7 separate regions of the Homo sapiens genome follow, and regions 2, 3, 4, 5, 6 and 7 are each linked to region 1. A link is a loop called in an ENCODE intact Hi-C map of the cell type or tissue named here. Cell type or tissue: PC-3. All regions are shown on one strand. Links, peaks and the distances in the headings refer to the core of each region. The heading gives the core; the rest is flanking DNA.

Region 1 (4,507 bases), core at 276-4,275:
TACTACCCCATGAATAGAGAAAATGCAAATAGGTTAAAAATATACCAAGAGTTCAAGTAAGTTTTACTGTTAGACAAATCTCAAGCCTTACAAAAAAGAGGCTAAATTTTCTCAAGCTTTAAAATAATCCTCAGGCTCTAGAACCTGAGGTTAAATGAAGTACACTGATAAATAATTACGGGATGCCCTTCGGATATGGTCATAGACAAGAATTGTGTAAACTCAACAGATTGAATTGTCAAAGCAGGTGCACATAAATTATAGATCTTACCTGGTATCAAATTTTATTAATTATTTAAAGGCTACTCACAAACAGCAGGTATAAGCAAAGTCCATAGATTTCAGATTTGCCTACAATAAGAAAAATAGACCAGAAATATCCTACTTTGTAGATAGGAAATCCCTGTGTACAAGGAGATCTGGTGGAAGTCATTCTTTTCCCCTGTTATCTCCACTAGGGAAGAAGTGGTCCACTAAACTGCCATTAACCATTTCCTTCTCAACAATAGAAGTCCTTAGAGAGCAGAACTATATTTCACTCCTAGGTCAAGGAGCCCTTTCTTTCCCTGTCATGCAAGACATTATATGAATTATGTATCAGCAACCACTTTAATGTTGTTTACCTTCCCAAAACAGCAGCTTAAAAGTGTGTATTGAATGTTTTGGGATTTATTAAACACAGTATATAGCATTAGTTCTCTAGGTGAAGAGGAGTTAGAGATGGATCTGACTGAGAGGACTGTACCTCGAATAGCCCTTTTGAACCCAGAACTCTGTGTGGTCAATGAATGAGATTTTTATTTCTCATTATTTCTTTGGGAAAGCGAAGGAGGATGTGTTTTCTGTGGGATGTGACATAAGTTTATTATGTAGACAGATATTTTTGAGGGTTTATGAATGGGAAGATGAAGTAGCCAAATGATTGGACATTTCTTTGGTTGTTTGTGTATTGTTCAACATCAATTCACCCTAATTCCAGTACTGCCATTGTGGATTGATTCAGGGATGCTCTATTGATAGAAACATATAATCCATGGTGATAGAAATAAATATATTCCATCCCCTTGGCTAGTCATTTATAGCCAAGTTCAGGAATTTGAGTGTGACACAATCAATATTAGTAAGGTGTTAGGACAGGCCAGAAAAAGCATCTTGCTCTTTTCCCATTAGATTTGATTAGAGATGATCTAAGTCTGAATTAGAGCAGCCTTCTCCAAATAAAAAAGACACAGAATCTGATAGTAGAGGAACATGATAGATGAACAGAAAAATATCGGTCCAATTGTCTTTGGAATTGGGTATCCTCTCAAATGAAATTGAATAAAATCTACTAGTACATAATTCTTAAAAATTTAAATATATTTTCAGTGGTTTGTAATCCAATAAAAACTTCTTTCAAAGCATCATATTTTTCTGGAGTCCATCTGAGATTAATTAAAGACAGATTAGAATGATAAGATTGCATAATGGGAGGAAATACCAGGGCTGTTATTTTGTATTCTTTTTTTCTTTTTTTTTGAGATGGAGCCTCACTCCATCACCCAGGCTGGAGTGCAGTGGCACAATCTTGGCTCACTGGAACCTCCACCTCCTGGGTTCAAGCAAGTCTCCTGCCTCAGCCTCCAGAGTAGCTGGAATTACAGGTGTAAGCCACCACACCTGGCTAATTTGTGTATTTTTAGTAGAGACAGGGTTTCATCATGTTGGTCAGGCTGGTCTTGAACTCCTGACCTCAAGTGATCCTTCCGCCTTGACCTCCCAAAGTGCTGGGATTACAAGCATGAGCCACTGCTCCCGGCCCTAGATTTTGTATTCTGTTTTGAATATATACAAAAAGTAATGTGCTTTAAAAAGTCTACCTGATTAATGTGCTTCAAAAGGTCTACATGATTCTTCTCCTGGCTGACCTCCTACCTCTCCCCTCCTCATCCATTTCGCTCCAGCTCAATCAGCCTCCTTGCTGAACTCCCACCTCAGGGGAACTTTGCCCCTCCCAGCCTTTCTTCCTCAATGCTGTTCTCTCAGGTATCCACATGAGTTCCTAAACTCATTTAGATTTCTTTTCAAACAAAATCAAACATCAACTGCAATTTAAAAATTTAAGGAAATCATAAGGGTAAAATGCTGAAAAGGTAACAATTACCTATAGGTAAGAACATGATGCTAGATGGATAACCAGGTTTTCTTTAAAAAAAAAAAAAACTTACTAAAAATGAAAAAGGAAATAGATTAATGGTCGTAAAGGCCATGTCTTCAAGTCCAATATATATGGTTCTGCCTTCCCAGAATTGATGTACTTAGTGTTGGCACATAGTGTGGCAATTGTGGTGGGTTGTGGAGATTTTGGAGAGTGGAATAAAGGATTGTAATTCTGCAAAATGTATTTTAAAAGTAATTCTCCCCTCTGTATGGTGCTTTTTTCTTTTTAGGGTGTTTACTCTTCATCATTATTTCTTTGTTCTTATCTTTCTTCCAAGATAGTTTACATACGTGATCGCATCTAAACACTCCTGAGGTCTTTGAAAGTCTTGAACAGCCAAGTATGAGCAAGGTATAGTTCAGAGGACAGGGTCATTATTTTAAAGCATAGCTGGCATGATGAGGCATAGAAGTATAAGCCTGAGTTTCCACACAGAGGCCAGTGGGAAAAGAGCCCAAAGGAGCCCTCATGCCTATAAGCAGAAAAAGGCAAAGAAGGCCTTGAGACTTTTAGTGTAGTCTGGGTCAAAGATGTACTGGAGTCAGAGATAACTTGACAATGACTCAGCGAAAAGAAATCCAGACTTCTTTACTGTGGCTTGGCAAGTTGGCCAAATTAAATATTTGGTGAAATAGAGAAATTGATTTAATAAAACCACAGTTGTTAAATGAAAAAACATTAAGCCACTTATATGTAGAGTTTATTGCATTTTCCAGTCTCAGAAGATCTGGAACGTGAAGATGACTATGTTGTTGCTAACACTAAGAACTGTGCCACTCCATATTCCCTTGAATTCTTACAATAAACTTCCATCACTGAAGGTACATTGGAAGTTTTACATCCATGTTTGTGTATGTGCACTTACATGTCATCATGAATAGCCTGACTAGGACACATACTGAAAATTTATTAGTAATAAACAGTTTGTAAGGGACCACAGATCTTTATATGTTTCAGAAACCTAGGTGACAGAATTGTAAGAATTGTATCTTTTAATCTATGATAACTATATTCATTATTCAGAAAGTTGTTTGCTAAATATATTTTAATTAAGAAAATATTTATTTAAATAATAATAATTACTATTCACTGACCAACAGTATTCGAGGAGCTCTAAGTATATTTTCTCATTGGATCCTCACATCTAAAGAGATATAATTTTAATTTCCTTTTTCGAAATGACAAAATTGATGTTTAGAGAGTTAAAGGAAAAGTTTTAAGAATACAACTCATGGCAAATTCAGGATTTGAAGTTAGATGTAACTGACTCTGAAGTCTGTTCATTCCACTAGCCTGCTCTCTCTCATTATATGTTGTCAGTTTATTGGTGAACCCTCATTATCTTTAAAGAAATACTTATTTGCATAATAATAACAGCTATCATATACTGAGCACCAACTACAAGGTATTGTGTTAGGCTAAGTTCTTGTCATACTGCCTTCACAGCATAGAAATAGGTATGTAAATGAATAAATGCAATAATATCTGAAAGAATACGTTTATTTAAACAGTTGATCCCATAGGAAAAGTAGATTTAAGGAATACATTTCATAGTCACTTTCACATGCTCATTGGGTGGAATGACAAATGAAATGGCAGAGATTATTTACATTATTTCTCTTTCTCTCTTTAAGCATACAAATTAATTGAAGTAACTATAATGTGACTAGAATGGAATGCCAATGTGCTGCACACATGCACAAAAGTATTTATCTTTTTTGCACTGAAAAGAGTCACTTTTTAGTGCAATGTCCACAGTGTTCTTTTATAACGGGGTGGTAACAGCCCTTTAAACTTCTTATTTAATCCTCAGAATATCCCTATATGTAAGTAGTTCTATTAGTTCTATTTTACAGGTGAAGAGGTTAACACATGCCCAAAATGTGCACCTGCATAATAAACCCTCTTTATAAAAGTAGCAAGCTAGATGTCAGTAAATAAATTCATGAGTCATTTCAGTATCTTCCCCAGTTGTTATGAGTTCCTCTAGTACTATGATTGTGGTAGGCTAAATAATGGCTCCCAAAAGATGTCCACATACTAATTCCTGGAATTTGTGAATATGTTACCTTATATCAGGAGTCCCCAACCTCCAGGGAACCTGTTTAGGAACCAGGCAGCACAGCAGGAGGTGAGCAGTGGGCAAGTGAGTGAAGCTTCATCTGTATTTATAGCTGCTCCCCATTGCTTGCATTACTGCCTGAGCTCCACCTTCTGTCAGGTCAGCAGAGGCATTAGATTCTCATAGGAGCACAAAACGCTATTGTGACCCATGCATGCAAGGGATCTAGGTTGCATGATCCTTAT
Region 2 (4,507 bases), core at 307-4,306, 150 kb after region 1:
GGGGACTTCAAAAGCAGGGAGGGAAGAAGGTGAGTTAGAGTTGAAAAATTACCTATTGGGTACAACAATATTATGTTTTTGTTGTTGTTGTTGTTGTTGTTGTTGTTTGTTTGTTTTGAAACAGAGTCTCGCTCTGTTGCCCAGGCTGGAGTGCAGTGGCACAATTTCAGCTCACCACAACCTCCACCTCTCCTGCCTCAGCCTCTCGAGTAACTGGGACTACAGGTGTGTGCCACCACCCCCAGCTAATTTTTATATAAATATTTTATATAGATAATAGATAGCTAATTTTTATATAGATAATTTTTAGTAGAGATGGGTTTTTGCCATGTTTGCCAGGCTAGTCTCGAACTCTTGGCATCAGGTGATCTGCCTGCCTCAGCCTCCCAAAGTGCTGGGATTACAGGCGTGAGCCACCGCGCCCAGCCACTATTATGTATTATATCCATGCAACGAACATGAACATGTATTCCCCGAATCTACAAAAATTAAAAATATATATATTTGAAGAAATATTTGAAAAATAATTTAAGATAATAGAAGTAAGAAACAGTAATTTTATTATGTGTCACATAACAATGTAAAGACATTTAAAATCTAGTTCACATGGGATAACCAATAGAGAAAATACTTTTTTTCTAGTAAAATACATACGCATACACTTACACAGAACTAGTCTACTTTTGCTGAGTATATATTCTATCCCAGATACTGCACCTGAGGTTTTGTATAAGTATGGTAATAAGAAGCTCAACTTTTGGTATCACAAAGGCATGGGTTCAATAATCCCATATGGTCAACTAATAATGGTGATACCTTGACTAGTTTTTTAAAATGTCCTTGAATGTTATTTGCCTTGTGTAAGTTTGGGATAGTAAAAGCTACTTAATGGGGTTGTTGAGAGATTTAAATGTGTATGTGTAGCCCTTGATGCAGTGCCTGTCACATAGTTCATAATAATAGCCTTTATCATCATCATCATGTTTGGCTATTCTATCTCTGGATCTGCTTTAATTTTCATTTCATCTCCCATGCATCTTCATGTCACTCCTATATGATACAAATTATTATCCCAATTTAGATGAGGGAATTGAGGTTCAAGGTAATTCAGCTAAAAATTGGCCAGGGAGGAAGTTGAACCCATGTATGTCTAGCTATGGTGCTCCTACTCATTTTACAGTACTATACATATGTAATGTAATTTTTCCTGGTATAGAGAATTGACTTATTTTTTTTCCAGAGCAACTTTAACACACCTTTGATGACACAAATTCCTGATTTACTGAGTCATTCGAACAAAACAATAATTTTACGTGCCAATGGACTAGAGATGTGTGTGACAAGGTTTCAACTTGAATGATGACTAACCAAAAAACAAAATTCAAAAAATATCTACTAGTACTTCATTAAGAAACAAGCTACTAACATGCATATATATATATATATATAAATGAATATACTCCCATATCTGTGGCATTAATTCCATATTAAAGTATATATATTTTAGCCTTAATAATAAACAATATAAACCCAAGCAACAACTACTATGTAAAATTACAAAAGTGAGAAGAAAGATGTATTACTCTAAATTATTTACTTTCCTGTAATCCTTTTTGAGGTTCTACTTCTTAATCTTCTGTGCAATCTTAAATTTCCCACAATAATTTCATCTGTAGTATAAGGATGTTGTGCTTTGTTGAAAAATAAAGAACCTTATATAACTGTGGCATCATTTATATAACTGGAGTTGCTGGAGCTTGCTTCTAATACAGGACAAAGCCTCAAGAAAGTCTTTCGAAATGTGCAACAGATGGTATTAAGTTGGTGCAGTTTTTGCGGTTAAACTAATGGCAAAACCACAATGCCTTTTGCACCTAATATTCTTAATAAAGAAATAAAGAAATAAAGCTATGCGTATAATACCTTCTTGCCAGGGATGAGTTAGAATGATCACACTTCTCCTGAGCAATATAGGTTAAGTTCTACAAGATAGTATTTAATGTCACTTAAAATTGTAACCACAAGTTACTGCATGCATAATCTTGTCAACAGTCCAAAAGTTACTAACCTTTTCTAAGGGAATACATATGTTTTCATACATATGTTCATCCTGTATAATTTGTAATATCAGTGGATGGATAAGAAATAAAAAATACTTATGTTTATTTCATGTCTGGAGAATCTGTGTTAACATCTGAATTTTACTGGTACGTTGGTTTAATAAAAATTTCAATGTATGACATTTTTTCTGTGCTAAGGCAAACTTTTTCAAACAATATTGACAACATAGGCATATGTAGACAAAACAAAAAGAGTCTTCTGCTAAGCAATACCAAAATCTACCCTTGCAATGCAACTGGTAAACATACAGCAAAAATGACTTCCTTTCAGCCCTCTCGAAGATATTCTTAATTACACGTTTAAGCTCTCTGCAACTTCACCATTTCATTTCTTGCCTAGACCTCAAAAATCATCAAAGAGTAAGTGATGTTTTGCAAATCGAACATAGAAAATGAAAGCATGTTACATAAAATCAAACTGCCTTGCAGCGAACTGTTTTGGAAAGGTAAACTTCCTATCTTTCATATTAAAATACTTAACCAGTCTCTGACTTGCTGTGAAAATGCATGCTTGGCAAAAATGTCTGAGACAGGCTTCTGAGATTTATGAGATGACTCATACCTTCTACATATATATAAAAACATTGATCTTGTTATTACACTTTGATGCACTTTGCACACAGCTGAGAGACAGTGTTGTTTAATTTGTTAGAATACAGAATCTGTAGCTAACTTGATGAAGCTCAACTCCCCCACTACCTACTTGTGTGAACTTGAACAAATTTCTTGCCATCTCTAAATCTTAATTTCTCTTAGCATTTTTTTGTTTAATGGAGAAAAATTATAATATGATTTATCTCCTAAGGCTATTATAAAGAATACAAGATTATTTATTGAATCTTAACAAAGTGTCCAACTGTAAGTGCTCAGTAAATGTTTGTTGAAAGGAATAAAAGGAGAGAATTGGAGAGAAGGAAGGGAGAAAAAGGAAATTGGGGCTTCAGCTTTCTAAGTTTAAGCATAACCAGAGTTTATAAGAGGTTGGAGAAAGGATTGTTTATAAGGGGTGGAATCCTAAGAAACAGTAGGCAAACACAAAATGACTATCTAAATATTTCATACTCTCATAAAAATTACACAGCTCCTGTAAAGTATTTTACTTCTCCTTCACTTATGAAGCTTAGTTTGGCTGGATATGAAATTCTGTGTTGAAAATTCTTTCCTTTAAGAATGTTGAATATTAGCCCCCACTCTCTTCTGGCTTGTAGAGTTTCTGCTGAGAGATCAGCTGTTAGTCTGATGGGCTTCCCTTTGTGGGTAACCCAGCCTTTCTCTCTGGCTGCCCTTAACATTTTTTCCCTCATTTCAACTTTGGTGAATCTGACAATTATGTGTCTTGGAGTTGCTCTTCTCGAGGAGTATCTTTGTGGTATTCTCTGTATTTCCTGAAATTCAATGTTGGCCTGCCTTTCTAGATTGGGAAAGTTCTCCTGGATAATATCCTGCAGAGTGTTATCCAACTTGGTTCCATTCTCCCTGTCACTTTCAGGTACACCAATCAGATGTAGATTTGGTCTTTTCACATAGTCCCATATTTCTTGGAGGCTTTGCTTGTTTCTTTTTATTCTTTTTTCTCTAAACTTCTCTTCTCGCTTCATTTCATTCATTTGATTTTCCATCACTGATACCCTTTCTTCCTGATCAAATCGGCTACTGAGTCTTGTGCATTCATCACGTAGCAAATGCTGAGAGATTTTGTCACCACCAGGCCTGCCCTAAAAGAGCTCCTGGAGGAAGCACTAAACATAGAAAGGAACAACCGGTACCAGCCACTTCAAAAACATGCCAAATTGTAAAGACCATCAGGCTAGGAAGAAAATGCATCAACTAATGAGCAAAATAACCAGCTAACATCATAATGACAGGATCAAATTCACACATAACAATATTAACCTTAAATGTAAATGGGCAAAATGCTCCAATTAAAAGACACAGACTGGCAAATTGGATAAAGAGTCAAGACCCATCAGTGTGCTGTGTTCAGGAAACCCATTTCACATGCAAAGACACACATAGGCTCAAAATAAAGGGATGGAGGAAGATCTACCACGCAAATGGAAAACAAAAAAAGGCAGGGGTTGCAATCCTAGTCTCTGATAAAACAGACTTTAAACCAACAAAGATCAAAAGAGACAAAGAAGGCCATTACACAATGGTAAAGGGATCAATTTCACAGGAAGAGTTAACTATCCTAAATATATATGCACCCAATACAGGAGCACCCAGATTCATAAAGCAAGTCCTTAGAGACCTACAAAGAGACTTAGACTCCCACACAATAATAATGGGAGACTTTAACACCCCACTGTCAACATTAGACAGATCAATGAGACAGAAAGTTAAAAAGGATATCCAGGAATTGAACTCAGCTCTGCACCAAGTGGACC
Region 3 (4,507 bases), core at 137-4,136, 93 kb before region 1:
TTGAAGGATGTAAAGGAATTAGGCAAGCAGGAAAGAACATTCTAAGTAGATAGTACATTATGGAGTATATAGTCAGTACAGAGATACTAAAATGTTCCTAATTTCAAGATGAGAAAGATTTATTCTTTGTGTTTCCTAATGTTCCCTACTAAGGATGAACAGGCTTAAGTCTACTTGTGTGCCAGAAAGTTACAGCAAAATATGATAGGAAGTAGAAGAGCAAAGAAGCTGAATATGGATGCGTATATTAGTCTGTTTTGCGTTAGTATAAAGGAATACCTGGTAATTTATAAGGAAAATATGTTTATTTGGCATATGGATCTGCACACTGTACAAGCATGGCAACAGCGTCTTCTTGGCTTCTGGTGAGGCCTTGAAAGTTTTACTACCTGTAGAAGGTGAAGGGGGAGCAGGTGTATCACATGGTGAGAGGGGGAGCAAGAGGGAGGAGAGGAGGTTCCAGGCTCTTTTAAGCAACCAGCTTTCACATGAACTCATTACAGTGGGGAAGACACCAAACCATTCATAAAGGACCCAACCCCAATGACCCAAACATCTCCCACCAGGCCCAACCTTCAACATTTCAACCTCCTCATATTTCAGCATGAGATTTGGAGGGGACAAACATCCAAACTATGTCAATGCCCTTTGTATAAAACTACAAAAAATAACTTTATTAATATTTTATATATATTCGAACTGTGTGTTTTATTCTTAAATCTGGTTTGGTTTTGTGTTAGGGAAAGAAGTATTTCTGATTAAATGTAACTTATAATTTAAAAAGAGATTCAGTACTTTACATGAAATTTTATTTATTACCAAAGGAGAATACCACAAGAATGGTGTCTATTTGCATATTCTAAGAAAGTTTTTACTCTTGTATTACTCTCTGTAATTTGGGAATTCCTAGTTTAATATATTCAGATTTACACATTATGGAGATGTTTTTCATAAAACAGCTAGACAGTACCTTTTTGAGTCATCACTATTTTAATTGAACTGGTAAGCATTCTGTTCTTACATTTCCTTTTGAAGATCTAGCCAGTAGTTACATGAACTTTTGTATTGCTGATAGATATGGAGGCAGGCTTTGGAGAGAATCCTGTGCTCTAACTTGACCAATGCCGGCATTGTCTTTTTTTAAAATTGTTATATTGAAGAGGAATTAATTGTCAAATGTCCTTTTACTGTTAGTTCTCTGACCACTGTATATCCAGGAGGAAATTAACCTTGTTTGTGGCCTAAGGAAATAGAAAAACACAGATTATAAAACTGTATTTTATTTTTGTGTTACTCTTACGACATTTCATATTTTATTGTTATTTCTCAGTAAAATGTAGATATTAATATCTTTAATGGTAAATGCAGTGATGAGCTTTTGTACCCTGTTGGACCAAGGTACTTTAATAATCACTGATCGTTTTTTCCTTGTAGGAGAGAAGCCACAAGTCTTACCGTCCCTTAACAGTATTGACATTTCGCTTAAATTATTTGTTAAGTGAACTAAAACCAATGTCATATCATCTCCTGAATATGATTTTTCATGCTGTGGTTAGTGTGATATTTCTCAAAGTATGCAAACTTTTTCTGGACAACAAGAGTAGTGTGATTGCTTCTTTACTTTTTGCAGTGCACCCAATACACACAGAAGCAGTAAGTAAAACTATGAACTGACTTTTTTTCTTTTTCCTTTTTTACAAATCCTGCACAGTGATTATAATGGTATATATTTTTAAGAAAAAAAAAAATTAACCCTGACTTTAATCCAAATATTTGAAGACTCTTAAATTCGTACAGTTAATTCTTAACTTCCTAGTATGCAAAGTATAACTTCCTACTGTGTAAAATTTTTAAATTTAACATTTTTGAAACATAAACATTTTTCATTCAATAATATAAAATCTGTTTAGAAATATATACATGAATACAGTTCTTCGGTCACTTTTTTTAATGAACAAGATTTCTAAGGACTATTTAAAGTTTATTGTCTTTTTAAACTTTATTTTTCAGATTTATTATGAGATGTAACTTTTTGAATTTATGGTGCCTTTGTATATTAAGAACATTCGTATTTTAAGAAAATATGTAAGAAGTACTTAAGTTCTAGATATTCTACCATATTTACGTGGTTACCATTGGAGAAAGCTGGATAAAGAGTACGCAAGATCTCTCTTTACTAGTTTTGAAACTTCCTATAAGTCTTATTATTATTTCAAAATAAATTTAAAAAAGTATAAACTGTTAAGAGTCACTAATAAATGTCTATTTATGTAAGATTCACAAATTCACCACCTGAGGGCACCCAAAGAATGTTTAAGAAACAAATGTGCACTTGAAAAGTTACGGAAATTAAAGTATTTTTACCATTATATATAGTAATTTTTCAAGATATTCTTTATTAATATGAACCCCCTTCATTTTTCCTTTCTAGGTAACAGGAGTTGTTGGAAGAGCAGAACTTTTGTCATCTATCTTTTTTCTAGCAGCTTTTTTGTCATATACCAGATCAAAAGGACCAGACAATTCCATAAGTACATGTCTCACATTTGATTTTTTTTTAATAGTGCTAAAACTTGATTAAGGAATTTTTATTTACTCCAAGTGCTTCTTATAACACATTATATACCACATTTGGGATTTATCTTTATGTATTGTTTTACTTTAGCATATGTGAAAATATGAAATATGTAACATTGCTAGTATTTAGGAAGTTTGTGTATAATTTATATTTTTATCTTGAGCTAATAGATTTTATATGATCTAATTTTAAAAACCAAATAACCTTAGAATAGAAGAGTTTTAGAGTTAGTCCTAGTTCCATCTTCTGTTATCTATTAATGATATAGATTCCAGTATTTCAGTTGTCTTTGGATAAATAACACCTGGTAGACTGTCATATTGTTTAGGTAAGGTTAAAAGCCTCCTAGAATATAACTTTTATTGTGTGTTGATCATAGCTATTTATTGAGCTCCTACCTTGTGACCTACCCTGGAAAGTGCTTCGAATACATTAGCTCATTACTCTTAATGATTCCTGGCATTATCAGAAAACAAGTTCTAGGCAATAAAAATGATTTTTTTCAAGTGTGGGCACAGTGGGCACAAACCTTTAAGTTCTTGGGGAAGGGGCAGATTTTCTCACTGTAGTTCCAAGGTACTCATGACAAGAAGACTAGTTTTATGTGTGGAAACTGAGGTTCAAGAAACACATGATTTAGCCAAACATCTTAAGAGTGTTCTGGATTTGTAATAGTAGGTTTGCCTTTGCTGCTCTGCATAATGCCTTCTTAAAACAATTTGAGTGGCAGCATAGCATAGTACTTAAAAGCATGGACTAAAGAGTCTGGTTTCAAATTCTAGCTCCACTGTTTATTTACTAGTTCCATTCACCGTAACACATCAGGCAAATTAACCTCTCTGTGCTTAACATTTCTTTATCTGTTAAATGTGCATAATAATAGTCCCCTACCTGTGCAGTGCATCATGTAGTAGGAGGTACTTTTGTAACTAATATGGAATTGCAGACCAGTATCCTCTTTAAGTACCATCCTCACCAAAGCCTGAATGGTAAAGTTAGAAAATACTGTGGCCTACAGGATTATAATCAGGCTCTCAATTACCTGTCTAATCATATCTTCTGCCATTCTTGCCCTAGCTGTCTTCACTATAGCTAGATAGACCTTCTTGCTGTTCCCAAACAGGCAGAGCACCCACCTTTATACCTGCATTTCCCATTATTGAATTTTCTTCCCTTAGATCTTTATGTAGTAGTCTCATTTATACACTATTCTATATTATCAGGCCTCAGCTTAAGTATTTCTGTCTTAGAAAAGCCTTCCCTGTTCTAACTGAAATAGCTTTTCACCATATTATATCTTTTGTTCCAAATACTTGTACTTGGTGCTTTTTAATGATTTCTTATTCTTTACAATTCTAATATCTTGCTGTATTTCCTTAAGAATTACTTATTTGGGCTGGGTGCAGTGGTTCACGTCTGTAATCCCAGCACTTTGGGAGGCTGAGGTGGGCGGATCACATTGTCAGGAGTTTGAGACCAGCCTGGGCCATTGTGGTGAAATCCTGTCTCTACTAACAATACAAAAATTAGCCAGGCGTAGTGGCAGGCACCTGCAGTCCCACCTACCCGGAAGAATGAGGCAGGAGAATCGCTTGAACCTGGGAGGCGGAGGTAGCAGTGAGTCGAGATCACGCCACCGCACTCCAGCCTGGGAGACAGAATCCATCTCAAAACAAAAAAAAAGAATTATTTGAAATTCTTGGTCTGTCTCTTTAAGTAATTCTGATTTAGTAGTATATGTTATTATGTTTGTTCTCTCTGTTTTATGATTGTTGTATCCTTCAGATATTGAGTTGTTTTGGCTTGTGAGCTCAAGCACATGTTCTTCTAAAGTTATAAACTACTGTGCCTGTTAAAGGGAAAGGCCAGGGCCACTCTTTGTTCATCCTGTGAGTCTGAAGGGATGAAAGGAATTATAAACCAGGATAT
Region 4 (4,507 bases), core at 348-4,347, 61 kb before region 1:
CCCCATTGCCTTGTTGATCTTGCATTGCCAGGCAGGCTAAGAGCTCCCCTTCTAATGCTGCTACCTAAGACAGGGTCCCATAGCTATAGTGTATCCCTTGTCTTTCTTCCAATTTATTGGAGGAGGGGCCTCAGGCAAAACCTCTGTTTCCCCTTTGGTATTTTTGCCCTTTACTGGTGGGGCTGAGGGAGAAGGAGGAGGCGGTAAGGTAGGTGACGGTTTCTCCTCCCTTCCCTTTTTAGGTTATTCTGTGTAGTGCGGGACCAAAGCAGCCCTAACTAAGGGCCATAACATTAGAGATGCTACTGGGACCTGATATCCTTGGGCATGATGTTAAGATTTCTCCACACTTGTTCTCAGAGCCCTATGTCTAGCATACCTTCTTCTGGGAACCATGGGTTATGGGAAACAGCAGTTTGCATTATGTCCCTTAATTGAGCCTGCGAAACTGGGGCTCCACTAGCTTTAAGCAGCTGTTTCAGTACTTTTATATACTGTTTCTGTTGAGCTGACAACCACTGTCCCATGATGAAACCCTAGCCTGAACAATTCCCTCGAACTTGGAAATCCCAAGCGGGCACCAATGACTTACTGTGCAGTCTCTTAACCTTCGTTTTTGAGGGTTCCATCGCAATCCATTGCAGCCTTCCTCACACGGGGCACCACCTGCCGAGTCTGTCCCACAGACTCTGGCCGAGTGATGGATGAAAGAAGTACACTGACACAGGAATTTTGCGTGACAGCGTGGCTAGGGGACCGCATGGCTCAGCACCACCAACAAGAGAGTGCAGCAGCCACCAAGAGAGTGCAGCCCCCCTAAGCCAGCCCTGCTAGCATTTATTTAGTTCAGATTTAATGATAAAGGCTTGGAGCAAACACAATTTGTGGGTAATGAACATTGTCGACCCCCCAAGTAGAGAGCAGTCCTGTGCATGAATAATCAAAGGTTGATTTCTAGAGAAAGGAGTAAACAAATTTATCTAGATAAATTCCTTTACATTCCCTTATCTACTCTTTTCTCTCAGACTCCTGATAAGAGAATCTGGCGGCCTTCAGCCATAATTCCCTTCGGAAGCTTTTGCAAAGCCTCCTGGCCTTCCAAGAAGGTTTGCATCTTTCCCTATAACTTTTTCTTACAACTTTTCCCACCACCCTGACCAAACTCCTACAGGAGGTGGCAAAAAAGTGATGTATAATGCAGGGAAGAAGGCTGAAAGAGAATGGATAGCAAATGGCTCTGTAGGTATATTTGTTCATTGGGCACGTATTTGAGAATTTACCATGTGTCAAGACACTGTTTTAAGTGCTGGGGAATCCAGAAGAAATAAAACAAATTTCCTCCCTTCGTGGAGTTTCCATTCTAAATAAAGGCATAAACATAAGTAAACAAATACACACCACATGTAAATATATATATATATACACACACACAAAATATATATATACACACACACATATGCATGCACATGTGTATTTATATGAAAGTGATAAAAGCTATAAAAAGGGCATAGAGATTAGAAATTTTCAGAGAAAGTCTCTTCGAGATGATAATAAACAGAGCAACCTTCGCACATATACTCTGGTGTAATTTTAAGTATCACTGGCTATGCAGAAAACAGTGAAGAAAAGCAGGAAGATCATTTAGAAGGCTTTTGCAGTAACCCAAAGACATGATTGAGTTGTAATTTTTTAATAGCAATCTTGAAGTACATGTGACATACAATAGACTATACATGTTTAAAATACATAATTTGATAAGTTTCGGCATATGTATATTATCTGTGAGACCATAATTACAATTAAGATACTGAAAATATCCATCAACCCCTCAAATTCCTTGGATCCTTTTCTGATACCTCCCTCTTACCCCTTTTCACCCCAGCCTTCTCTAAGCAAAAGCTTTCTATCACTACAGATAATGTGCTTTTTCTAAAATTGTGTATGAATGGAATTATACTCTATGGACTCTCTCTTTTTTTTTTTTCTTGGCTTTTTTACTCTGCACAGTTATTTTGATACTCATTCATGTTGTTGTATGAATCAAAAACCCATACCTTGGTATGGCTGAGTAGTATTCCTTCACGTAGATATACCACAGTTTGTTTATCCATTTACCTGTTGATGGATGTTTGGATTGTTCACAGTTTGGAGCTGTTACAAACATGGCTGTTACGAACATTCATATACCAGTCTTTATGGATATATGTTTTCATTTCTCTTAGGTAAAAACCTGAGAGAAAAATGGCATGGTCATATGATTTCTGTATGTTTAACTTTTTAAAGGCTGCTAAATTATGTTCCAAAAAATGTATTTCCCACCAGCAGTATAGGAGAGCTCTCCTGCCTTTCTTAATTCTTCATTTGCTGAGAATTTTTAACACAAGTAAATGTTGGATTCTGTCAAATGCTTTTGTGCACCATTTGAGATGATGATAAGGTTTTTATTTTTTTTGTCTGTTAATACAGTGGATATCATCAATTGATTTCATAATGTTAAAACAACCTTGCCTTCAGTAATACACAATTTGATTGTGACTTATTATCTTTATTATATTTTATTTGTTAAAATGCTATTAGTAATTTTTACATCTATATTTATGAAGGATAGAGAGTTCCTAGGAGATTCCAGATATTTATAAATTTATTTTTTTAAATAAATTGATAATTTTGTGGACAGGAAATACTGAAACTCTACATAATTGCCTAAGCCATCAATGTGAGAATACTTCACTGTTGGGCAGCTAATATTTCACTGTTGGGCAGCTGTGTATTAGTCATACACAGTTGCCTGAAAACTTCCCAGCCACATCACATTTGCATCCCTAGGCAGGATGACTGAGATCATATGTGAACCAGTGTCTAATAACTACTGTCATTTCAAATAAATGGTGACTGTAAACCTGTGTACACAGGTGTTTGTTACTATTAAAAACACATGCAAACATTCATGCAGGTAAGTTGATAACCTTTAGCAGTGAGGTAAGTTCCCTTCTAAACAAAGTTCCTTTGTTTTCCTAGTGAAAATATGATATTAGAGATGTGAGGAGAGATAAGAAATGAAAGAGACTCAACTAGGATTCTGGAAAAATTAACTGATTATAGAAACCTAGTATTGACAAACTGAGACTACATTTGAGATTTGTGAGGTCCTCATTTACCATTGAATTAAAAGCTAGATTGTTAACTCATGCTGCTGTTGTTTTGGATAGGTACTGGTAAGAGTGGGCTTGTTCTTTGAAGTTCCTTTAGTTTCTTTAGTCATTTAAATGTCATTGATTTTTTACATCTTGCCTTCTTTTCTTACCTTTTGTTAATACTTAAATTTATCTTAAAAGTGATACTATTTTACCCTCTAGAATCTTAAAACTTTGTAAATTATAAAGAATTGCTTAGAAATTAGGTCTTTCATTTTATTAGCTGTATTGAGTGGCCTTTTTGATGCTAAACAATATCTAATTGCATCTCTGCTCTTTGAAAACATAGGGCTGCTATACTCTAGTGTCTGAAGTCTACATTAATGACAATATCTCCTGGCCTTAATTCTAAGAGCATGATTTCAATGGATAGTAATTCACCTCATTTTTTATCTAAGTATATAACCTCTTTCTTTTCTAACATTGGTTGGGGATAATTTCAATAACATTTTAAATACTCAGCTGGCATAATTACAGTTTTATTTTAACAAATTTTCAGTTTATTCTTAAATTCTTAGTGTATAATTTTTTCAGGTTCTATGTACCTTAGCTTTTCCTAAATAACATTCTGAGCTCTATAAACATATGGTATGGATTTATCTGGTAAAAAAAAAAAAAAAGATATAAAAGCAAAGACTACCCCATATTTTTAATTGACAATAATAGTACATATTCATGGGATATATAGTGATGTTTTGATACATATAATGCAAGCAAATACCCTGATCTAATCACTATACTGCATATTTTATATGCAATTGGATAATACAATGATTTTCAGCCCTGATTCTACATCAGAATTGCCTTTGACACTTTTTATGAACATATTTTTGCAGATTTCATTTCTGAACATTATGTTTTGATGGACCTAGGTGGGGCTGAAGTATCTGACTTTTTTTTAAACTACACAGGTATTCTGATTTGCAGCCAGAATTAAGAATGGCTAGCTTAAACGTTTTTTTTGCTTGACCCCTCCTGGCTCCATGAGACTCAGCAATACATCTAAAAAGAAAAAAATCTACTTCCTTACTCCTAAACTTATCTATAATCAAACCTGGACCGCATCTGCCAGTTTTTGTGCAGTGCACACAATTGCCAGCCTAAAACATTATATAGCAAGTTCTTAGGACTGTTACTCAGGGAATGCCCAAGATATATATGCTTGGCCCCTATGTGTCCTAGGAGTTGCAGGCAAAGAATTATTGCACAATTGCAAAATAATTGGTATCACAAGGCAAGTAGTAATCATAATGAACCTTTTCATGTATTTTAGTTCGTGTTGAGTATAAACTGTCTGATTTAAGATCTTCTAC
Region 5 (4,507 bases), core at 176-4,175, 330 kb after region 1:
AATTGGTTTGGCCCAGACTTTCAGATTTCCATATGGTTATTTTCCTTGTTTTATGTTAAATGTAATCAACTTAGCACTTGGGTTTTAAAGTCTTGGCAGAATGTATCAATTAAAAGCTACATAAATTGGAATTATTCAAAGCATACATTCCAAATTGAGTGATCTTAAGGACAAGACTAAAAAAATGCTCTTTTCATAAGTATGTTAATTTTCTTCTACAAAGTAAACTTGCATCATCACCCACATGACAAACTTCATACAGACATAAAAGAGATATTTTCTTTGGAGTAGTGAAAATTAGCATTCTATTTGCTTATTCTCTGAGAGTTAGTATGCCTAAAATGGCCTTTTTTACATTGTTTGCAAGATCAATCTTTCTTATCTCAGTATTTCTGAAATTGACAGGAGTTATGACACTTCTCACAAACCATCCCCAAACTAAAATGTAAGCACAACATTGATAAATGTAACACCAGGCACATTAAGCTAATGGCACTTTTAACCAAATCTTAATCAGTGTTGCAAAATATGGTGCCTTGATTGTTATCCAATATGGTGTATCAGAATATTATGTTTAAAAAATAGTTACACATTGAAAGAGATGTTTTTTCTAAGCCCAAGCCACAAACACCTCTAGAAAACTGTAAAACCACACAATCTGAATAAAATAAAATCAAACAGAAATCTGAAAAATTCAAAAGACATTCATTTCTGTAGAACTGTGCTTAAATTTATTGCCTGTGTCATTATATTGGAAATACTGAAGTGTACCAACATGCTAAATGAATGAATCATTCATCAAACCCCAAGTGGTTGTTGATGGAATTTTCACACTTACTTAGCTTGACGGAAAGGCCAGAATACCTGGAGTCCCCATGATTCTTGGAGAGCTGTGTAATTCAAATCAAACCCCATTTTAAAATATTACTATAAATTTTTTTTATATGTGGGGTAGTAGGAGAGTACAGAACAAGTTGCTTTATAATAGAACCATGGTATTGATGCCATGTTTATAAATGACTATTTAAACTACTAAATATTAATAGATATTCTTCCCTGGTGAGGATAACATTAGAATCAGAACAATCGATCCTATTTCTTAATGTCCAATTTACATAGGCTACCTTCCATCCATGCAGCATTGCACAGAAAATGTCTTTGTAATTTTTGGATTAGAAAATTTAACAATATGAAAGATCTAATCCCCTCCTCCATTTCTGCAGATTATTTTATTGATTTTGGGCTATTTCCAGTGTCCCCTTTTTCAGTGACTGTGGAATCGCTAGAAGTATTCTTAAAAAAAACCTTGAAGGTCATTAGATCCTAGGCAATGAATGCCTTCATTCAACAAGGGTACTGCCCTCCTTTGCCTACAAGCCGTTTAACATCAGCAAGTTCCCCCAAAGGGCCTGCACTTTAACTTGTGTGATGTGTGACCGAACAGGTCACATATCTAAAATACTTAGCTTTCTCAAATTTCTCTGGTCGGCAGCACTGAGTCACTAATGCCACAGTCACAATGTTTCAGACTAGATTGACCTCTTTCTAGTTTTCAATGGAATTATTCCATGTAATCCGATTTACACAGCCATTTAATCAAAGCGAGAAAGGAGATTACAGAGCTCACATTTGTTTTGCAAAGCAAGGGTGCAAGGATAATCAATCCTACTGCCTCTCAAAGTGACTTGATAGTACATCCCCTGGCTTTGGAGTGTTGGACATTAACCTTATCTGTCTCCTGTGTTCTTGTTTAAATAGGAAGGTTTAGGCTCTTTTCCTGAACTAGAAGGTAGCAGCTTCTTCCCCCAGATCTCACCACCATCCATGGGAGCAGATGCTACTATAAGAAGGAATAGGTCTCTACCCTTCTTATAATTTCGCAGAAAGCTTGTCTAAATCAAGAGATTACAATAAAACTTTTCTTTTGTTGCAAGAATCTTTAACATTTGCATTTCGACAGCACGCTGTGGTGATTCCAGGTGCGGTGCTCAATGCCTTGCCTGAAAGCTAACCTGCTTGTAAGAGAGGGGAGAGGCACATCGCGTCTTTTCTCTTAGAGAGTGCTCTAGAGACTATGCAAGCCTCTTTTAGCCAGGCAATGTCCCTTTCCCCTGCCTTTTACCACACCGGTACAAGGGGCTAGAGTCTTGCAACTTTTTGCAGGCCTAGATATCTGTTTAAAATATGATGCTAAGCAGGTCATTTGATAAAGCATTTTGAGCACATTGATGCCTTCATTCTACACCAACGATGTGTACAAACACCCCGGTTTCCTTTTTCCCCACCACTTCCACCCCTTCCACACATTTCAGGAACTGCAATCTCCAACAGAACCTCTGGGGGGTGAAAGGGCAACCCTTAGCCAACCGCGGCAGATAACACATAACAATTTCTAAGGGGGAAAGTGAGAGGAGGTAACAATCAACAATGGTGAAGAGAACTGTGGATAGGGGCACCGTGGCGGCCCTTTCTAAACGAAGAACCAGGTATTTTCTTCAAGGGAAAAAAAAATCTAATTGTCCCCCCAGGCAGCGCTTTACCCACAGTGCTTTATGTATAATGCAGAATTTAGCAGCACTGGGAATTATCTCAATCACTATCATTCAGAGGTGCCTATTTTATAAAAAGCCTTTATCCCTTTTGAAATGGAAAAAGGTGCGTGCATTGTGGAGGTACTAGAGCTCTTTAGAGCCCACACAGAGCTGCAAACTAGGCAGACACCGCCGAGAGCCAAGTTTCCCGGGCAGGCGGGCAGGTTCCCGCCCCGCCGAGAGCTGCCGCTTAGGAGTTCCGCGTTGGCTTCGCTCCCGCGGCTGCACCCGCGTTCGCGCCGCTCCTGGTGCCCGGCGCCCACCTCGGGGCTACACAAATAAATCTGAGTGAGAGAGCTAGTGAGGGTGGCGCGTGGGGTGCTGTTTCATAATCTCCTGGAATCCACGGGAAAACCGTCTCCTATGCAAAGACATGCCTTCCCGTGATAACTTAACATTCCATGGCCCAAAAGCCAATCTTTCCACCAGACGGGAATTACGGTTTCCGACTGACAGCTCAAAACTTAACTGCTGAGGCTCCAAACTTGACACTGGCTCCCTCTCAGCACTCCCACTCCTTTTCTCCCTGGCTCACCCGGCTCGGCTCGGGATCACACACCACGCCGGCCTCCCCCGCATCCTCTTGTCTCACCCGGCAGGCACAGCCCTGCACGCCCCAGCTGCAAGTCCCAGGGAGCGCCGGCTTCCCCGGGGCACCGGGCGCGATTTTTCCTGGAGAGCCTGGGAGCTCCCGGGCGCGCCCTACTCACTTGTGTCTTCTTCATAAGGAAAGGCAGCGCTGCGATCCAGCACAAACAGTGGTGTGGCGACTCCGTTTAGCTGTTCTGGAGCTCCAGCATATTGCACGAACAGCGGCGGCAGATAGTCCACGCATTGGGTAGCCCGAGCGCAGCGCCCTCTCCACTGTCCCTGCTTCCCGCAGCGCTTCTAGTCTCGGCGCGAGGCGGCGAGCGAAGCCCGGCTGCTGAGCCGCCGGCGCTTTTATACAGTTCCCGCCCGCCTGCTCCGGACACGCCTCCTTCCCTTCCGGAGCCCGGGGTAGGCGAGAAGCAGGCAAGGGCGCGGAGGGAAGAATCGGGAGGGCGGCCAGAGCACGGTAAATGCCCCAGAAGTTTGGCAGATTAGGCCAACCTTGTCCGCTCGCCTGGGGGCCCCGGACCTGCACTGGCGGGAGACCGCGAAGGCGCGGGGACGCAGAGGGCGAAGCTTGGTACCCTGCAGCTACTGCTCGCGAGGAGTCCCAGCTTACCCTCCCGGATCCGCTGGGGCTCACCTGGCACCCCCGGGGACAGACGAAATACCTCGCGCGCCAGAGAGGGCTCGGAGCTCCCTCTGTTATACAAAGTCGGAGAGGGAGAGGAGTCCGGGAGGTTCGGAGCAAAGAATTCACCCTGCCTGCCTTAGAGAAATAAAGTTTAATTGCGATCTGTAGTTAGGCCATTGTCCTATCACCTCTATTTTTTAAAAAAAACAATTACTTTAGTGAATGAATATTTAATAATTACAAGAATTGTTGACTCAAGGTTAAGTATTGCAAGGGGAGACGCTTCATTTGGAATGGTTTGTTACTGTGTCTTTAGAAATTAAGATTGAAAGAGAAGCGATAGATTATTAAACTACAGGTCGCCAACACAGCAAGGCTTTGAAAGTTGTACTTTTTTGAACGGAAAGATAATGCAACCACAATAATAATAGCTAACATCATTATGTGATGCACTTATTCATGTGCCAGGTGCCAGACTAAGAACTTCGCATAGATTATCTCATTAAATTCTTTCATCAAATCTATTAGTGTAGATCTTATTATTTTATTCCCATTTTATGGACGATGAAATACAAGGTTAATTTTCTTGACCAACCATATCTAGTAAATGGCAGAGCTCTAATTTAAACCTGGAGCTCCAGCTGTACAGTCTTAAAAAATACTTCAAATATTTTATTGATTCTCCAGAATG
Region 6 (4,507 bases), core at 265-4,264, 73 kb before region 1:
TTTTTAATCAGCATTTGTGGTTTTGTTTTGTTGAAAAACCTATTAGCATATTTCATTATCATCTTATTTTTACCACACGCACATAAGTTAGATGTGTAAAATTTTTATTTATTTAATTTGTATTCCTCCTAACTGAAGTTTTATGCCTTTTGACCAACCTCTCCCCAACCTTCTCCCTCCAACCCTGGTGACCACCATGTACTGTACTTCTGTGAGTTCAACTTTTACAAATTCTACATACAAGTGAGATCATGCGTTGTTTGTCTTTCTGTGGCTGGCTTATTTCTCTTAACATGGTGTCCTCCGGGTTTATCCATGTCAGAAATGACAGGATTTCCTTCTGTTTTAAGGCTAAATAGTATTCTAAAGTGTATATGTACCACATTTTTTTCATCCAGTAATCTGTTGATGGATACTTAGGTTGTTCCCATATCTTGGCTATTGTAAATTGAATAATGCTGCAATGAACAGGGGAGGTCAGATCTCTCTTCAACATACTGACTTCATTTCCTTTGGATCTATACCCAGTAGTGAGGATGCTGGGTCACATGGTAGTTCTATTTTTAATTTTTTGAGAAGCCTTCCTACTGTTTGCTTAATGGCAATGCTAATTTACATCCCACCAACAGTGTGCAAGTGTTTCCTTTACGTTCTTGCCAACATTTGTTATCTTTTGACTTTTTGATAATAGCCATTCTTACAGGTGTGCGATGACATCTCATTGTGGTTTTAATTTTCACTTCCTTAATGATAGTGATGTTGAACATTTATATACTTGATGGCCATTGGCATGTTGTCTTCTGAGGAATATCTATTTAGCTACTTTGCCCATTTTTTAAATTGGGTTGTTTTCTTATGATTGTTTGAGTGTGTTATTTTAGATAGAATTTCAAAAAGTACTTCCACTATTTAACTGGATGAACCTTTATTGTTTAATTTTTGCTTAAAGATGTGAATATTTACATTTATTAAAGTTTTTATATTTTACTATGCAAGCATATTCTTTACAGAAAACCAGTGAGATATAGCTAATTATGCTTCTCAAATTTAAAATGCTGTAATGGTTTAGATTTTAATTTCAAGGAGTAATCACTCCCAAACACACCTAGAAATCTTGTTTTCAAAGTTCATAGATATCCTCTAATTTTAACTTTTAGAATTCAAGATTTCCATTTCACCTTGCTTACGTACATCCTGATGTTTGTTAATGTCTAAGTTGCCTTCTTTATGTTTAAATTAATATTCTTCACAGTATTATTAAAAATAGTTTAGCAGTACACTATCCAGGTTAAATGATAAAATATTTGGATTCAAGTATCAGATGCCCATATATTTCTTAATTTATTATAAATTATTTTAAATTTATTATAAATTATTAAATCTTCTTTTTTTTTTTGTAGGCGCTTTGTTTAATGGCATTACCATTTATTCCTGCATCGAACCTTTTTTTTCCAGTTGGATTTGTTGTTGCCGAGCGAGTATTATATGTTCCCAGCATGGGGTTCTGTATTTTGGTAGCCCATGGATGGCAGAAAATATCAACAAAAAGGTGAATTTAAATGTCAGTTCATGTAATGCTTACTATGGAATTAAGTGTGACACATTTTAAAATTTAAATATTTAGTTCAGTTTTCTAAGTCATGCTTTTGTATCTTTTGGTTTTTCATCTCCATAGTCTCCTCATTTGTCTTGTAAGTCAAGTTAGGAAAGCTCCATGGCACCTACTTATTCTGTGTTCTTCCCTATATTTATGTAATTTGATTTTACAGCCTGAGACAGAACAAACTTTGAGTCAGATCCAAATGAAAACAAGGATGTTACTGAGAATAAAGTCTCAAATGACCATTGCCACTTCCATATTCAGTGAACTAAGATAATAGTCATCCTACTTAAGTGAGTCATATTGAGTTAATATATATAAAATGCATATAGTAAGCAATCTGTAATTTCTTGCTATCATCACTATCTTCATTATAATCTTTGTATCCTAGTTGCCTCAAACTAACAGTTAAGGAACAGCATAGTCACACTGTATATATGCTTAGGAACTATAATTGTTATAGGTATTATCTCATTGTATACTTATGCTGTGGCACTAAAATTATCAAATCAAGCAAATTGTTAAAGGTCAAGTAATACTAATGTAATAATATTGAGTTTGCAACTTGAAAAAGAAATAGTCACTTCTTTCACTTTCCTATTTTCCAGTCATCCCTCACCCCACAGAATTCTGACTTCTCTCCACTTCACCCTTAAGCATATAACAAAGTGCCTCCTAGTAGCTAAACTAAGTCAACTCTTTTAATTTAAAGTTTATTTCCCTAGTGTCTGTAAAAAGTATTTGTCCTGATTAATTCTTCTGGCTGCACCTGCTCTTTGAATATTTACATTTTTCAAAGTCTTATGGCCACTTTTTTCACACCGCATGTGTTCCACAGATAATCTCATCCCTGTCTGCAATATTTAACTGCCATCTACCAAACCTGTTCTCTTAGCTTTTACCCATATATCCATTTATAATCACTACCCATTTTTGAATGCCTGCCATGTACCAAGGGCCATGATAGACACTTTAGATTTCTTTTCTCATTTAATCTTGACACTTCTTAAGTCTGCTTTGCAGATGTGAACATTGAAGCCATATAGGTTATCCAAGATCACACAGCTAGTAAATAACAGTCTTGTTTCAGATTCACATCTGACTGCTTCCAATGACCATGTTCTTTCACATCCATACTTGTGTGTTCTAGTTAAGTGGATCTATCAAAATGAAATAAATTAAACCATGTTACAGGAACAAAAACACAGACTCAGAGACTATTAATACTAAACAAGATCATAAAGATTATAGGTGAAGAATTGAGCCCTCAAATAATTAACCTAAAGTTGTATAAGTAATTTGCCTCTGTTTAATGAAGAGTCACTTTTACTATGCCTGTTAATAGACAATTCTAGCTTTACAATAGAGAAATAAACCAAAAATATCATGATAGTCTTGGTATAAATTGTAAGTAAAACATTTTCAAATGTGATCAGTGATAAGGTTGACCCCTTTCTAAACTCAATTAAGAATACTCAGTTGTAGAAAATGGCACAAAGGACTGTAAGTGTAAAAAGTCACGTTTAAAAATTGGTTTTTTCCATTTTTTATCATTTATTTTAAACAGAGCTTTTGAAATATAGCCAATATTAGCATATATAATGTAATTGACTGGAAGGTCATATTCACAGTATTTAATTTTTTTGGTGTTGTATCCTCTAAAGTTGGGTGTTCATTAGAATGAATTAGAATAAATTAACATATGATATTTTAGGAGCATTTAAGATACTTCTTACCTCTGTTCTAAAAGGTAAAATGCTTTTGGTGATGAAGACAATTTTTTTTGTTTTGCTTTTTTTCTCTTAAACAGTGTATTTAAAAAGCTATCCTGGATTTGTCTGTCTATGGTGATACTCACTCATTCCTTAAAAACATTCCACAGAAATTGGGATTGGGAGTCTGAATATACATTGTTTATGTCAGCCTTGAAGGTAAAGTGTTGTTCAGAATGACAGGAAAGTATGTCATCAGTGATTTCTTGGAACAATTTCTAAGCTGTTTTAACTTTGTTTTTAATTAGACATTTAACAGTCAATATTAAGTACTTTACTAAAAGATTAATGAAAATAATTTGTTGTTTAACATAATGCCATAACCAAATGCTCTGAATAATACTTAGCTATATGTCCAAAGCATATATGATAATTCCCTAAATGCTATACAGTTATTGGAAGCTCAAATGACACAATGTTTAAATCAGAATACTATATTTCATTGGTTCTAAAGGTGCTTATATTTTTCCTTTTTTATATCTCTGAAATCAAATAAGTCTTACAGTGAAAAGCATCTTAAATTAGTGGCCTTTTTTCTCTCTTAATGGTACTTAAAATAATGATGTTATAATCGATGGCATCAATTCAGTAAAATAAAATGTACAGCGAAAAAAAAAAGGCACCCAATGATGTGGAAGATAACCAGTGGTTACAATACTATCAGAAAGATAAGAATTGGCAGAAAGAAAGGATCAAGATTTCTATAGAATGGACATTATAAATCGGAAAAAGGTCTTTTAAAAAACAAAAATTTGTTTTCTTTAAAGGTTATCCGCAAAGATTTTTTCAAGCTCTCCCTTACCAGTACCCCTCTTCAGATATCTGAATTTTTACTTCCTTTGGACTGTTTCTTAACTCTTCATTACTTAGCTTTATTGGATTGCTGCTTCATTCCAGTGGTCTGTGTGATTTCTTGGTTCCCCATCTCCCTAAGATCAGATGAGTCTCTTCTTATACAACTCAGTAGCTCTACTCTCTCTCCCAACTCAGAAGTCTGCCAACAAGTGAGACCTCATTACCATGCTTATTAATCCATACTCCTAGGATACCAGTGGAGCCCCATAATTTTCCAGAATTTTGCTTATACTCACTCCCAGGACAGTGGTTGGAACCTATAGCCACAACGACTGCAATT
Region 7 (4,507 bases), core at 151-4,150, 310 kb after region 1:
AGAAAGAAATAGATTCTCCCCTAGAGCCTTTGGAAAGCAACATAGTCCAACTGATACTTTGATGTAAGTGAGCCTTATTTTGAACATTTGATCTTCAAAATTATGATAATTTTTTTTTTTTTTTTTTGACAGAGTCTCTCTCTGTTGCTCAGGCTGGGATGCAGTGGTGCAATCTCGGCTCACTGCAACCTCCGCCTCCCAGATTCAAGTGATTCTCCTGCCTCAGCCTCCCAAGTAGCTGGGATTATAGGTGCCTGCCACCATGGCTGGCCTTTTTCTTTTCTTTTTTTTTTTGTATTTTTGGTAGAGACAGAGTTTCACCATGTTGGCCAGGCTGGTCTTGAACTCCTGAGCTCAGGTAATCCACCCACTTCAGCCTCCCAAAATGCTGAGATTACAGGTATGAGCCACTGCACCCGGCCAGTCACTAAATTTTTGGTAATTTATTACAGCAGCAATAGAAAAATAAAACACAGCTCAATTGAAATACTTTTGGAATGAATGAATGAATGAAAGGTGTAGTGTAGTGATGGTCAAGCTATTCCAAATGAGGAAAGTGAATTGCCTCTGCCAGAATTATTGGCCCGCACCCTTTATTTTAAGCAGAGCAGCTCAGCTTTTTTTGTTGTTTTATTTGTTCATGCCTCTGAGTAAGATTCTGTTTAAACAAAGGTTTCCAAGGGCAAGAAGAAATTAAAAAAAAAAAACGCTTTTGGAAACCATGGGCAGAACATGGATCCAGAAAACCTCTCAGTCCCTTCCCATGTGACTTCAAACAAGTCAGCTAATCTCCCTGAGTATCCATTTATCAGCCTATAAAATGATAGTAAAAATAATTTTTGCCTTACCCATCTCATGAACTAGTAGTAAGAATCAAATGAGAAACTATTCAAACTATGGGTGTTATGCAATTATTTGTTGTGTGGTTTATGGGCTTTGCATCGGCTAGGAAACCAGAAGACAAGTACTTCAAAAATGTTTGAGTAAAACTTTCTGAGAAAAGACTTTATAGAGTAGATCTCCCATATACAAAGAGTATGACCTTTAGCACATGAATATTTTGACACTGACTTTGAGTTCACACACCTTTTTCATTTATTTCTTAGTTCTGAACTGTGTTTAGAGTAGCTTCAGTTAACAGACAACTGACTTCCAATTAAATGACATGTTCCAATATATCAACAAAATATTTATCTTTGTTTTCTCTTCCTCTTCTTCCAATTTCTGGAAACTCTGAGGGAATAGGGTGCCTAAATATGTGGGTGTGCACACACGCTCACACACACCCTAATGGAGATACACTGAAGCAAAATGTCCCTGTGTTTGTGACTTCTGCTCTAAAATGTATCTTTTCAGTTTGGGTAATCATCTATTTTTTTTTTCTGTTAACATTCTCTGCAGCTGTATATGACATTTTTCTTTGGCTACTTTGTTTTATCATTGTACAACTTTTCTCTCTAGGTCAAGCTCATTGTGTGATAACCCCTCATTTCTGGATAGTCTTTCATTGTATAGACACATATCGTCCTGGGTAGTTCTCGATTTTTGTTTTCAGAAACATGCATCAAAAGTGTCCCCCGTTTATTCCCCCACAACACACAAAATTCCAATAATCCTTTCATTGCTAAATGTTGCCTTCAAATCATTTACATGATTAGGAAAAAAAATAATGAGAAATCTGTGTGCACTGTTACAACCAAGGCATGCAGTAGAAACAGTTCTGGTAGAGGGAAGTAATACTGACTAAAATTTATGTTAACATCAGTGACAGATGTGGCTGGTCCTTTTCTGGGAGCAGACAGTAGCAGACAGTACTAGAAAAGTACTTTAAAGAAGTCTGGGGTGGGAGGGATTTACAAGAAGATGAGGTTGAAGACCTCAAAGGCAAAGGTCTTGCTTAATTTTCATTTTTGTTGAGAACAAACATCAGCAGACTCCAGTGGACTATTCACTCAATAACCAATCCCTCCTGAACACAGAGCTTTCCTTACAGTAAAAGGCCACATGCCAGGAAAAGGAGCTACAAACACCCAAAACAAACCATGGACTTAATCTGAACGTGTGTTGCAACACATAAGTCACACTGCAGATTCCTTTCCTTCAGTAGAAATTAAAATGCATGCAGCCTAAGAATATCAGGGGGACATATGCTGTTCAAGAAACCAGAAGATACCAATCCTCTAAACTTGGAAAAACAAAAAAATAAAATACAGAAAAAAAGCCTTTTTTTCTCTATGAATATGAGAAGTGATTTTAAAATATGCATTGTCAGGGTCCATATTACAGACGTCACAAAGTCAAAAAGAGAGTTAAGTGTTTGTGTAGCTCATTTTCTTTATGCACAGACCTACGAAATGGTATTAGAGCTGCCCTGAACAAAACAGCAGCTGCTGCCAAAAACAACATTCATCTTCTCTTTAATCCTGCATACCAGCTATTGAAGCAGGCAGTTCCCTTGTAGCCCAAATGTATTTTGGAAGAGAGCCAACTGGCTCAACTACCCAAAGACAGGAAAGCAAGTTACCAAGATACAGGTATGGTAATTGGTCCTGAGTTCAGGTCTTCTTAACTCATATGAACCATATCTTCCAAAAATAATCTATGTAAACCAACAACAGGATCCTCATTTGGTGAATAACCATTCAGTTCTATATGACTTCTTTTTTCAGATCTTTTTAATTGCTTAAAAATTTACCATTAAACATTATAAGGAAAATACCTAATCATCTTACACAGACTAAAATTCTTCTCTAAGCACTGTTAAGTAATCTTAAAGGGACAACTGAAACATTTAGTAGATTTGTTAGTTTTTGAAACTTAACTACTATCAATAAAACAGATGTTACCAGAGTAACTAATTGAAACTCAGACCAACTTGGAGTCCAAATTGGTGGGTGCCAAAATCTTGTAAAGATACTCTTCTAACTTCCCTTTTGTGAAGAAGTAAGCTAAAAATGTTTTAAAATATGGGTGATCATTAAAATATGTAATGAATATGCTCTTATAACAAAAAAAAACTAGAAAGAAGTTGCTTAATATGAAAAGGCAGACAATGTAATATAATAAGGGAATTTAATGTAACGGGAATTTAAAGATTTCAAGGTATTCAATGCATGAGAAAAATTTGGGGAAATTCACCCTTTAATAATCAGTCCTCGTTCTACATGTAAATACTACTTAAAGTGGAAATAACTCAAAATATATTGACTTCTAAGGGGCTGTGCATAGGACAAGCAGTTTGCAGATATTATTTCCTGTAATCCTCCCATCAACCAGGTAGATATTATTACCCTACTCTGCAGGTGAGCAAAACACAATTCGGGAGAGATTAGGTAACTTCCTTATGGCCACTTTGCTAGGAAATTGCTGGATTGGATATAAACCAAAACCTACACTATCTATGCTGGAAAGAAAAATACTAGGCCAGTTAGATAATAAAACTGACTTCATTTATATTTAATGAACTACTAAATTTTATTTTAAAGGGTCATGTTACAGAAGGCATATAGGTCTCTTTAACTCAATCAGTTTCAAATTGAAATTACATGTCAAGTTATTACCAGGTTGAATAAATGAGTCGAGCAGGTAAATCAAGTTACACTTAGCTATAGCTTAAACAAAAATTTACATAGCTAGAGGGAGGGGAGAAACCCAAAAAATAAAGCGATAAGTTGTTTCTTCTTATAAAAACAAAATTGGGTGCTTTCAGACTTCTAGTAACATTATCCCAGGGGCCACTTCTTCATTTAACAGACATGTATGGAGTATCTAATAAATACATAAGATAAAGACAGAAAGACTATGATCACTGGCCTCAGGAAGCTCAAGCTACTAGAGAACACAGCACAGTGGTGGGAGTCAGAGAGAAAAGGCCCAGCCCCTCCCTCAACTGCCCCCTGCCCCAAGTACAGCTAAACCTGACTTGGGGAGGGGGGCATTTGGGGGACAGGGGCATTTGAGGGAGGGGCTGATAGTTTCTGGGGGGAGAAGCTTCTCCAAAGGTGATCGGGGGCAGCCAACTCAAAGTTAGTGAGGGAGAAGACCCCTGAGAGAGGAAGTAGCAGGTGCCCACAGAAGTGTGGAAACAAGGCATGTTCTTAGAATTCTGTGATTTTTTTACTCCATTGGAAAATAAGTTTCAAAGAATAAGCAAAAAAAAAAAAAAAGGCAAGGCTAGAGAGATATGCAGAGGCCCTCCTTGCTAATTGATTTAGATTTCATTTTAAAAGCACTGGGGAGACCTGGAATGATTTTAAGCAAGGGAGTGTCAAGATCTGATTTATTGTTAAAAGGTTTATCAGGCATCAGAATGAAGGATGGACTGGGGGAGAGAGGGCAACAAACCTGGGGGCATGAGGCCCATTAGGAGGTCACTGAAGTAATCCAAAGCTGAGATGATAAGGGCCTTAACTAGGGCAGTGGCAGTGAGAATGGAGAGAAATGAACACGTTCAACAGGATATGGAAGTAGAACGGAAGATCTTGGTGACTAATGAAAAGAGGGTAGG

The links. A loop is a pair of places that touch in the nucleus more often than their neighbours do. Peaks named below come from ENCODE experiments on the same cell type or tissue, not always from the same donor. Only the 100,000 strongest peaks of a DNase experiment are listed, where the experiment ranks them.
Region 2: a loop joins it to region 1, with 6 times the contacts of the local background. A loop is called at or near these places in 2 of 110 quality-filtered maps.
Region 3: a loop joins it to region 1, with 2.4 times the contacts of the local background. A loop is called at or near these places in 2 of 110 quality-filtered maps.
Region 4: a loop joins it to region 1, with 5 times the contacts of the local background. A loop is called at or near these places in 2 of 110 quality-filtered maps.
Region 5: it touches region 1 in a loop (3-fold over the local background); 3 of 110 quality-filtered maps call a loop at or near these places.
Region 6: a loop joins it to region 1, with 5 times the contacts of the local background. A loop is called at or near these places in 2 of 110 quality-filtered maps.
Region 7: a loop joins it to region 1, with 5 times the contacts of the local background. A loop is called at or near these places in 3 of 110 quality-filtered maps.

Annotation. Positions count from the first base shown.
Region 1 is chr12:88,244,639-88,249,145 of GRCh38, forward strand. No RefSeq gene overlaps it. Among named protein-coding and RNA genes, the nearest start is that of TMTC3, 100 kb to the left of the region's middle. RefSeq lists a silencer at 4,101-4,301. In PC-3, for the core only: no CTCF peak of the experiment used is centred there; a DNase peak (open chromatin) is centred at 2,703; H3K27ac peaks cover 1,236 bases.
Region 2 is chr12:88,398,712-88,403,218 of GRCh38, forward strand. The region is part of intron 1 of LOC124902978 (a long non-coding RNA gene); the gene reads right to left. Among named protein-coding and RNA genes, the nearest start is that of KITLG, 180 kb to the right of the region's middle. In PC-3, for the core only: no CTCF peak of the experiment used is centred there; DNase peaks (open chromatin) are centred at 1,300 and 2,650; H3K4me3 peaks cover 685 bases; H3K27ac peaks cover 1,235 bases.
Region 3 is chr12:88,151,857-88,156,363 of GRCh38, forward strand. TMTC3 (transmembrane O-mannosyltransferase targeting cadherins 3) reads left to right here. Exons shown (of 14, transcript NM_181783.4): 3 at 1,435-1,653; 4 at 2,432-2,531. Among named protein-coding and RNA genes, the nearest start is that of TMTC3, 12 kb to the left of the region's middle. In PC-3, for the core only: CTCF peaks have their summits at 2,309 (motif pointing right) and 2,511; a DNase peak (open chromatin) is centred at 2,295.
Region 4 is chr12:88,183,369-88,187,875 of GRCh38, forward strand. The region is part of intron 10 of TMTC3 (transmembrane O-mannosyltransferase targeting cadherins 3); the gene reads left to right. Among named protein-coding and RNA genes, the nearest start is that of TMTC3, 43 kb to the left of the region's middle. In PC-3, for the core only: no CTCF peak of the experiment used is centred there; a DNase peak (open chromatin) is centred at 2,833; H3K27ac peaks cover 2,365 bases.
Region 5 is chr12:88,576,963-88,581,469 of GRCh38, forward strand. KITLG (KIT ligand) reads right to left here and starts at 3,509. Exons shown (of 10, transcript NM_000899.5): 1 at 3,302-3,509. The coding sequence starts at 3,316. LOC105369885 (a long non-coding RNA gene) reads left to right here and starts at 3,574. Exons shown (of 4, transcript NR_188177.1): 1 at 3,574-3,648. In PC-3, for the core only: CTCF peaks have their summits at 1,495, 2,347, 2,555 and 3,440; DNase peaks (open chromatin) are centred at 1,499 and 3,519; H3K4me3 peaks cover 3,766 bases; H3K27ac peaks cover 1,826 bases.
Region 6 is chr12:88,171,197-88,175,703 of GRCh38, forward strand. It overlaps TMTC3 (transmembrane O-mannosyltransferase targeting cadherins 3), which reads left to right. Exons shown (of 14, transcript NM_181783.4): 8 at 1,401-1,549; 9 at 3,411-3,531. Among named protein-coding and RNA genes, the nearest start is that of TMTC3, 31 kb to the left of the region's middle. In PC-3, for the core only: no CTCF peak of the experiment used is centred there; a DNase peak (open chromatin) is centred at 1,825; H3K27ac peaks cover 2,319 bases.
Region 7 is chr12:88,552,068-88,556,574 of GRCh38, forward strand. The region is part of intron 1 of KITLG (KIT ligand); the gene reads right to left. Among named protein-coding and RNA genes, the nearest start is that of KITLG, 26 kb to the right of the region's middle. In PC-3, for the core only: no CTCF peak of the experiment used is centred there; DNase peaks (open chromatin) are centred at 824 and 2,474; H3K4me3 peaks cover 412 bases; H3K27ac peaks cover 2,763 bases.